3 separate regions of the Homo sapiens genome follow, and regions 2 and 3 are each linked to region 1. The links are chromatin contacts, found by Hi-C or POLR2A ChIA-PET in ENCODE. All regions are on one chromosome and are shown on one strand. The core of a region is the stretch at or near the end of the contact, and the rest is flanking DNA. Distances in the headings are between cores, read along the strand shown.

What was found. Hi-C counts contacts between places; a loop is a spot of excess contacts on that map. ChIA-PET counts read pairs that join two places held with the same protein, here RNA polymerase II (POLR2A). Pooled maps may share reads with other maps.
Region 2: a loop to region 1 is called in a pooled map, with 11 times the contacts of the local background. The contact joins the enhancer-like site here to the promoter of GCNT4 in region 1. A Hi-C loop is called at or near these places in 1 of 168 maps with a recorded cell type or tissue (CD4-positive, alpha-beta memory T cell) and 10 of 50 pooled maps. POLR2A ChIA-PET finds 5 or more read pairs at or near these places in 1 of 52 experiments (activated T-cell).
Region 3: a loop to region 1 is called in a map of endothelial cell of umbilical vein, with 5 times the contacts of the local background. The contact joins the enhancer-like site here to the promoter of GCNT4 in region 1. A Hi-C loop is called at or near these places in 2 of 168 maps with a recorded cell type or tissue (endothelial cell of umbilical vein and naive thymus-derived CD4-positive, alpha-beta T cell), 2 of 37 single-sample maps with no recorded cell type and 12 of 50 pooled maps.

Annotation. Positions count from the first base shown.
Region 1 is chr5:75,051,290-75,053,858 of GRCh38, forward strand. It overlaps GCNT4 (glucosaminyl (N-acetyl) transferase 4), which reads right to left and starts at 1,269. Exons shown (of 4, transcript NM_001366737.1): 1 at 1,140-1,269; 2 at 880-938. RefSeq lists silencers at 1,516-1,765, 1,986-2,035, 2,156-2,525.
Region 2 is chr5:73,899,884-73,902,452 of GRCh38, forward strand. It overlaps ARHGEF28 (Rho guanine nucleotide exchange factor 28), which reads left to right. Exons shown (of 36, transcript NM_001177693.2): 31 at 1,301-1,401. Among named protein-coding and RNA genes, the nearest start is that of LINC02122, 200 kb to the right of the region's middle. Within about 2 kb of position 1,273, at least 7 of the 41 ENCODE cell types and tissues checked have a DNase peak (open chromatin) inside an H3K27ac peak, as active enhancers do.
Region 3 is chr5:76,174,661-76,177,229 of GRCh38, forward strand. The region is part of intron 2 of SV2C (synaptic vesicle glycoprotein 2C); the gene reads left to right. Among named protein-coding and RNA genes, the nearest start is that of SV2C-AS1, 93 kb to the left of the region's middle. RefSeq lists an enhancer at 1,451-1,530. Within about 2 kb of position 1,276, at least 3 of the 41 ENCODE cell types and tissues checked have a DNase peak (open chromatin) inside an H3K27ac peak, as active enhancers do.

The sequences.
Region 1 (2,569 bases), core at 19-2,518:
ACAGCAGCCAATGCGCTGTTCACATTGGGACAGTTCACAGCCTGGTTCACAGCCAGTGCTCAACACAGGTGGCCTGAAGAACTCACTTTTCAGCCTTGCTTTGCTCATTTTTACTGTCTCACTGCTTTCTTCCCGCCTTGTAGCCTAAGAAGGAAATCCCCTGAAGCTGACTCCGTTTTACCTCTCCTATGTGGTGCTGTGATAAGCCCCAGGTCACCAGGTCATGCTCCCAGCACCCGTGGGTCAAGGATGAGGCAGAAACAGCACCGTCAGGTACAGGGCCCTCTACCTGCTCTCTCTCCCTCTCCCTTCCTAGAAAACAACCATAGGTCATTCAAAGTCAGTTTGGGAAGCACCTGTATTTATGGCCTGCTTATCTTGAAGGCACTTGGCCAGGTGCCATAAAGTGCTAACTCTGACTGCCCGACTATGCCATTCACCCCACCTACCTCTGTGCAGGAGATGTGACATTTAGCAAATCAGTATAAACTTTTTCCCCCAAAGAAAAGAGTATAAACCTTCTCATCCCACCACCACCCCGCAGCAGGAAACTCCTTTCAGTCTCCCCATAGAAAATTCAGCGGCCACACAGTTCCTTGGCTATTGTTTCTCTCCTGATACCAGAAAGAGATAAATCAACAACACATCTTAACTGGTCATTTCTCACACAAAATTGGATCCTTAGAAAGTGCAACATAGGATATGCTCTCTATAATGATTCACTTTTTCACTTTTAAAGATTTTACTTCCTTAAGAGACTATCAACAAAAGCTGTCAGAATGAACTGTTAGTTTCTAGAATGTTTTAGGCTTATTGATGCTTTAATAGGGACATGTTTTATGAATGCAAGATCAAAAAGGGCGACTTCTGTCTACTCACATGAGACAATTAAACGCATTATATTAGCCCCAACTCTGTTAATCTTCTGGTTTGTTGTTCTTCCATTTTTAAAGACAAAAAAAAAAAAAAAAAGAAAAAGAAAAAAATGAATTTAAAAAGTGCCCCAAGGCCAATATCGCCTCTCTGCCTGCCCAACGAGGGGACAATACACTGTTTCCCAGACTACGTGACTCGGAAAACTTCCCCGTCAGGGAAAGCTGAGTCTTTAAATTTACAAAACACCCACTCGCCCCGTTTACCTAGCACCGTTTCCTACGTGAAGACTGCAAATGGACTCGAGCGTCCCGTTTCTCGGCTCGGATCCCAGAAGCTCCCGACCCGCTGTGGTAGGCACCGCCACCTCGCAGGCAGACGATCCCGGCCCGCTCTGCGGCACAAAAAACTTGACCTTAAAAAGCCCAGAAACTGGTCTCTGGGAAGGGCGCGGCCTGGGAGGCGCGGCCCGCAGCTTCCGCCCCCAAAGAACAACTCGGAGGCCCCCTCCAGCCCCGGTTGCCCTGGCGCAGAAGCCGCGGTAGCAGTCCTTTCAGGCGCCCCGCGTCCCTGTCCCGAAGCCCAGGGGCGGGGGCTCGGGCAGCATCGCTTGTCCCCTCTGGTCCAGGGCTGCGGAGAAGCGGCAAGCGGCTCCGAAAGGCAAGCGTCACGAAGCCGGGCTCAGTAGCTCCCCCGGGCCCCCTGCGCCTCGCAGCGGCGCGGGCCAGGCTGGGCGGCGCTGGGCTCTGAAGGGCCAGGACGGCGGGATGCCCCTGCTCCCGGCAAGGGCGCGCCCACGAGCCGCTTCTTGGCACTTGGGGAGAGTCCCGGGAAAGCCCGGCGCCGGCGCGCTCGCGACTCCAGCCTGGCGGCTCCACTCCGCCCGCGAGCCCAGGAAGCCGGCTCCGCGGCCCGCGCCCGTTATCCAGGACACGCTCCGCGCCCGCCGCCCGCTGCCCTTTCCCCCCGCTGGCCTCGGGGAACTTCCCCGCGTCTGGCCGCAGGCGGCGGCTGCCGCGGGGAGCCCCGAAGTTGCGGCGTCTGCTAGGCGCGCGCCGGGTCGCCCACCCGGCCCGTGACGCTGTGTCCGTCCGCCGCGCGCTCTGGTGGCCCCGGGGCTCCTGCAGGCGCGGAGAGAGGCCGGGGTTCAGCCCGGTTCCCCGCGCGGCTCCGAGAGGGCGCCCCCGCCTGCCGCCTGGAGATGGACGCGGCGCCGAAGTTTTCCCCGGCGGGAAAACGAAAGTCGTGAGGAGCAGAGGGTCGGGGCGTCCCGGCGGAGACGAGGCTGAGACCGGGTTAACATCTCCAGCCCCGGGCGACCCTCGCTCCCCCGCGTGGCCAAGTCGACTTACGAGAGGGAGCGGGCCAGCCCCGAACGCGGGGTCCGTGCGGCTGCGGAGGCCGCCCCGGCGGGGGCCGAGGGTTGCGCTCTGGGTTCCCAGGCTCTCCGCGGCGGCTCGCTCTCGCCGCGCTCCTCCGTCGCCCTGCTGGGGAGCCGCTCTCGCCCGGCCCGGGGTGGGAGAGCGCTGAGCGGCCCCCGTGACGTGCGGAGAAAGTAGGAGCGCCTCCGCGCTCCCGCAGAGGGAGCTCCCTGCCCTGCGCTCCCAGTCCCCGGGCCGCGCTTCGGACAAAGTTCTCAGGCGCGCGCGGTGATCTCGGCTCTCCGCCGCTGCCCGGAGCGTCATCCACGTTCGGT
Region 2 (2,569 bases), core at 23-2,522, 1.2 Mb before region 1:
GCCTTGTCATCAGCTTCTTTCCCATTTGATTTTCCTAATTTCTATGAGGGAGTGAGAAACAGAGTGGTGAATTCTTTAGTGATGCCTTTGGCCACTCTTTAAGAGTTAGGAATAGCACCCAATAGTAGAACCATTTTTCAAATGACAGAGAAACCTATAAAATGTCCCTCATTGTAAGTGAATAAGTGCTGATCAGCTTGAACAAAATGGACTTGTTTTTAGCTGATCTCATCTGAAGCCGTTTCCGTTTAGACAAAAACTTCTTTGTATTAGAAGAGGTCTTTGAAATCCTAGAGGACTCTCATTTTCCAAAGACATAAGTATTTTTATTAAAGAAAAAAGCATTTCCTATATTGGAAATAAAGTTTTAAAAAGACACAATAAAAATTATACAAACAAACAGTGTCATAAAGTGAATATCGATTTTGTCAGGGTCTGGATTGGACATGGTTCTAATAAAACACTGTTTTGGGCTTTGAAAATTCTAGTTTTAATCAGTGCAAGGTGGGCACAGTTTAAGTTTTAACTGAGTTCACATGGGTAAAGAAATAAAATCCTGCCAACAGAGATTTAATGGATGAAGTGAAATCTGTATTTGGTACTTAAAAATATTTCGGGACTAGTTTCTATGTTTTCATAGTTTAAATACATAGTATTTGTAAATCTAAAGCATAACAAGAAATGTGAGAAAAACAACACATTTAGAAATTGTTAAAAAATAAGTTATTCAGAGATAGGGACAGGTTCTTGGTTTGTATGACTATGAGACCGTGAAGTATTAGCCATCTCCGCCTTCCTAGAAAGATGTCTCCCTCCTGCTTCGGACTCCTCCTTCCTCCTAAACCTTGTTTATCGTCTGCTGCTCTTGCACTGGCCACAAGAGAGACTTTTTACAGACTTAAGTCTGCCAAGAGACCTTGCTTTTGTTCTACAGCACCTGTTTTAAATTTCACCCTTCCCAGGAGGCATTTTCCTATTAAGTGAGAGTGAGATGTAGATTCTACCCTCTGTAACACAAACGACACACGAACACTTCAGTGCAAGAAAGAAAAGTACAAAGATGGTGATACTTTGTGCGGTTCGTCAGTTGCTGTCTGTTAGCGTGTAAGCCCCATGTGGGCAGGGACCACATGCATTGCTCTGCGCTCATCCAAGCACCTCATCTAAGAATACTCAATATGTATTATTTTGTGGTGTTTCCTATTTTGAAATATGTGTTGGCCGTGTACAGAAGAACCCGGTGGGCTGGCCGATGTTTGACGCTGTCCTTTTTGTTTCTGTCTCGATGGCGTGCTTCCAGCATTAGTCACAGGAGGGAGAGAAGGAAGAGGCTGTTCGGATGTGGATCCCGGGATCCAGGGTGTGGTAACCGACTTGGCCGTCTCTGATGCAGGGGAGAAGGTATTGTGAACTGATTTGTTAGTAAACGGCAGCGGTTACTGTGTATAATAAAATAGCCTCAGGTTCTGGTCTGTCACGGCAGTCAGTGGGGCAAAGGTGCTTTTCTGAATTGTTCTCAATTGATTTAAATATTCATATTTAAACTTTCTAACTTATTTCTTCTTCAAATGTGCTTGCACTGCCTGTGTCATGTAGGTGTAAACAAAGCAACGATTGAAAAGTTATTAAAAAGATTAAAAACTCTCCTGTGTATATGTGTGTCTGTGCTCTCTGACTTCTGGTCTTTCTGCCCTGCAAACCTTTGCTTCTCACCCACTATGTCTGGCAGCTCTGGCACCCGGGGGCCCTTTTGCAACCAGATGGCGCCAAAGTAATTGAAACACCTTTTACTTTGGAATATTCTTGCTTCTTTCACCTTCCTTGACCCTCCTCTCCTTGCAGAGTTGATTTCCTGTCACCACCCACATTTCACCTACTTTTTTTGTGGTTAATTTTTAATTAATCTGACCAGTTTTTGCTTGGGGCACAGCGATTCCCAAAGGGAATCCTCTTTTTTGACTTACTGCTATAGACATAGATATTAACTCTCTCTTTAAGAATTAAATACATAAAACTTCCTATTAATGTCTACTGAAAGTGAGATGTCAGAAATAGGGAAGGAATAAAATATGATTCTGGGAGGTGGCTAGTTGGCCTCTTCCTGCTTGTCAGGGCTCCAGAGTTTAGCTTTATCTAAAATTGAATTAGGTACATTAATAGGTGCCAATATGTGTCAATGTGAAAAAATGGCAAATGTCAGATCTTCTCACATATACAACATATTTTACATATTATATACTTTTTGTGTATATTACATAAGACTGAGAAATCAAGTCAAGGACTTTTAAAATCCAGAGAAAAGACAGCTGTGACTGAGTGTTCTTTTTTAAACTTCAGAGGCCAAAATGAGCATAGGAATGTAATATTTTACTCCTTCTGATTGTAAGCTTTCTAATGTATTGCTTCTTAAAATGTTCCTGCTTTTCATCACTTTTAAGTGTGAAGTTTGTGGTGTCCAACTGTGTTAATAGAAAAGAGAGAGTGAATTGGACAGTAATAATTTAATCTTGAACGCAAAGTTGGGTGGCTCCTACCCCTAAAGTCTCCCTCTTCCACTCCAATTCAGCTA
Region 3 (2,569 bases), core at 26-2,525, 1.1 Mb after region 1:
ACTGTAGCCATTTTAAAAAATGTAAAAAAGAATGCTTAGCTTGTACGCTGCACGAAAGCATAGTTCGTGGACCCCTGCTACAAACCTGCACATTCTTTGTTACTAGCTAAGAATATGTCTCCAAATGTGGACATGGTCTCCTATCCTGATAAGCAAGGGTCCTCCTGTTCATCTAGCCCAACGCTGATGCTGGAGGCAGGCTTTGGCTCCTGCTTCATGCCCTCTTGGCCAGCACAAGTGCTGATACCCTGTTTACTGCTGTTGCTGTGAATGTTAAAGTCTCAGAGCCAAGAATCTCATGTGTTCTGCTGGCACCCGTGAGCCTGGCGGTCTAACTGACTAAATTTCAGGTAAGGTGAAATCTCAGACCCCTCACAGTTCTTGAGAGAGGCAGAAGGGGAAGGGAAGGAGAGGGGGCATGGTGAGAGATACCAGAAAAAACACTACACGGAAAAGAGATGACCCAAATGAAGAGGTCAGTTCCCCAACCCCTACGCTGGCCTGGTGTTTAAGTCCAGTTTCCATGTTGGCCTTCACAGAATCAGAGCTCTTCTTTGCTAGATAAAGTGTGGGGGAGTCTTTGGCTCCCCCTGGAGGCTAGAGTTTGCCAACGACAGGTAGGACCTGAAACACAATATGAATTGCTCTTTACTGTAAAACAAAAGGAAAGCTGACCATGACGAGATTTTACTCAAATGGCCCAGGGGTTAGGTATAATTCAATTAAAAAGGGAATTTGTCCTTTAAAGTAGGGGGATATATATATATGGCTTTAACTAAAAAGAAAAATGGACACAGAATCTAACAGTGAATGTTTAGGTATTAGTGACAGTCATCATTGTTAAAGTGCAGAGAGAAAATTAGATCTAACACAGAAGAGTAACATGGTGCTAAAATTTCCCCCATATCCCAGACAACTTCCTGTTTGCAGCTCGATGTGCTGATGAGATACTTTTAACACGAATCCTGAGGGCAGTGGACCTTAGAAAAATTATCATCTACAATTGTATGTTAAATTGCTAAGTAATTAAGATGTAAGATCTAGAAAATCACATACAATTTATTTCCAACAGCTGAAATTAGAACTTTCTAAATAAAAGCTAACCATACAACCCAAGGGTTTAACAAGTCAGAGTCTGTTTGGGAAAGCCAGCGTGTGTGTCCCCGAGAGGTGGATTGCAATCAGTAATAAAGGCATGAGTCCAGCCCTGTCAGATCTGTCTGACAGCCCCCACTGCACTCTGTCAGAATCTCCGCATGGGGATGGGTCAGGTTGCAGATGGTGACAGCATCATCCGAAAGTCTATGAGAAAGTGAAGGTAACACAAAGCCCTGGGATCCCTACCTTCCACACTGCTCTGCTTATCTGCACACACAGCTGTGAGGCTCCAGCCAGGCCCCCAGGAGCAATTTGTTATTTGTGACAACCTTGTGTGCATGGTGTTCTCCCTCACCCCCCACCCCAACACACACACAGGGAGCCAAAGTTTACTACGTTTAGTCTAAGTTGGGTTTTGAGATTTAAATGTTCAAGACTTAAGTGATTACCGATGGGGAAAATAGGAAGTGGCCTGGAGGTTCTCAGTTCGGGGGAGAATGGTTGTGCAAATAGAAAACCATGGTAGTGAATCTGCTACCCAGTTTTCTAAGAAGAGCTGCGGTTTTGTTTCATCCTGTCTCAGAGCTTTATTAATCAGCCATATTGTAGGTGACATGCTCCAGGACACACAGAATTTATGTCCTTGTGCTCTTTCCTCTAAGAGCTAATTAATGTATTTTTATTGGTGAGAAAGTTCACTCCACATATTTCTTCTCCTTGCATCATGATCAATTCTCCAATCTTAAAACCAAATCACCCACCACCACCACCCATAAACACCCTCTGCTTCAATCCTGGTCCCCATTTACTTAATTCCTATCTTTCCCCTACTTTTAAAATCTATTCATTAAAACAAAACAAAAGCCAAAAACATCTTTCCTGGGATTGCCTGGAGAAGACTTGACAGGACCAAGAGGGAAAACTTTCTAACCCCCAATCACTGTTTAGTTTATGGCTGGAATTATGGGGGAAAAGTAGAATGAGGTTGCTTTTGATGTTCTTTTGAAATGATTTGCAGCATTGAAAGAAATATTAGCAATTAAGCCATTTTGATTTTCTTTAAAACTGAAAGTAGAGGCCGGCAAGGTGGCTCACGCCTGTAATCCCAGCACTTTGGGAGAACGAGGTGGATGGATCACAAGGTCAGGAGATCGAGACCATCCTGGCTAACATGATGAAACCCCGTCTCTACTAAAAATACAAAAAATTAGCCGAGCACGGTGGCGGGCGTCTGTAGTCCCAGCTACTCGGGAGGCTGAGGCAGGAGAATGGCGTGAACCCGGGAGGCAGAGCTTGCAGTGAGCCGAGATCACGCCACTGCACTCCAGCCTGGGCGACAGAGCGAGACTCTGTCTCAAAAAAAAAACAACAAAAAACAGAAAGTACAGAAGTGTATATATTTAATAATCAATTATATTAATCAATATATTATATATTAATATATACAAATAATATATACAAATATATTAAT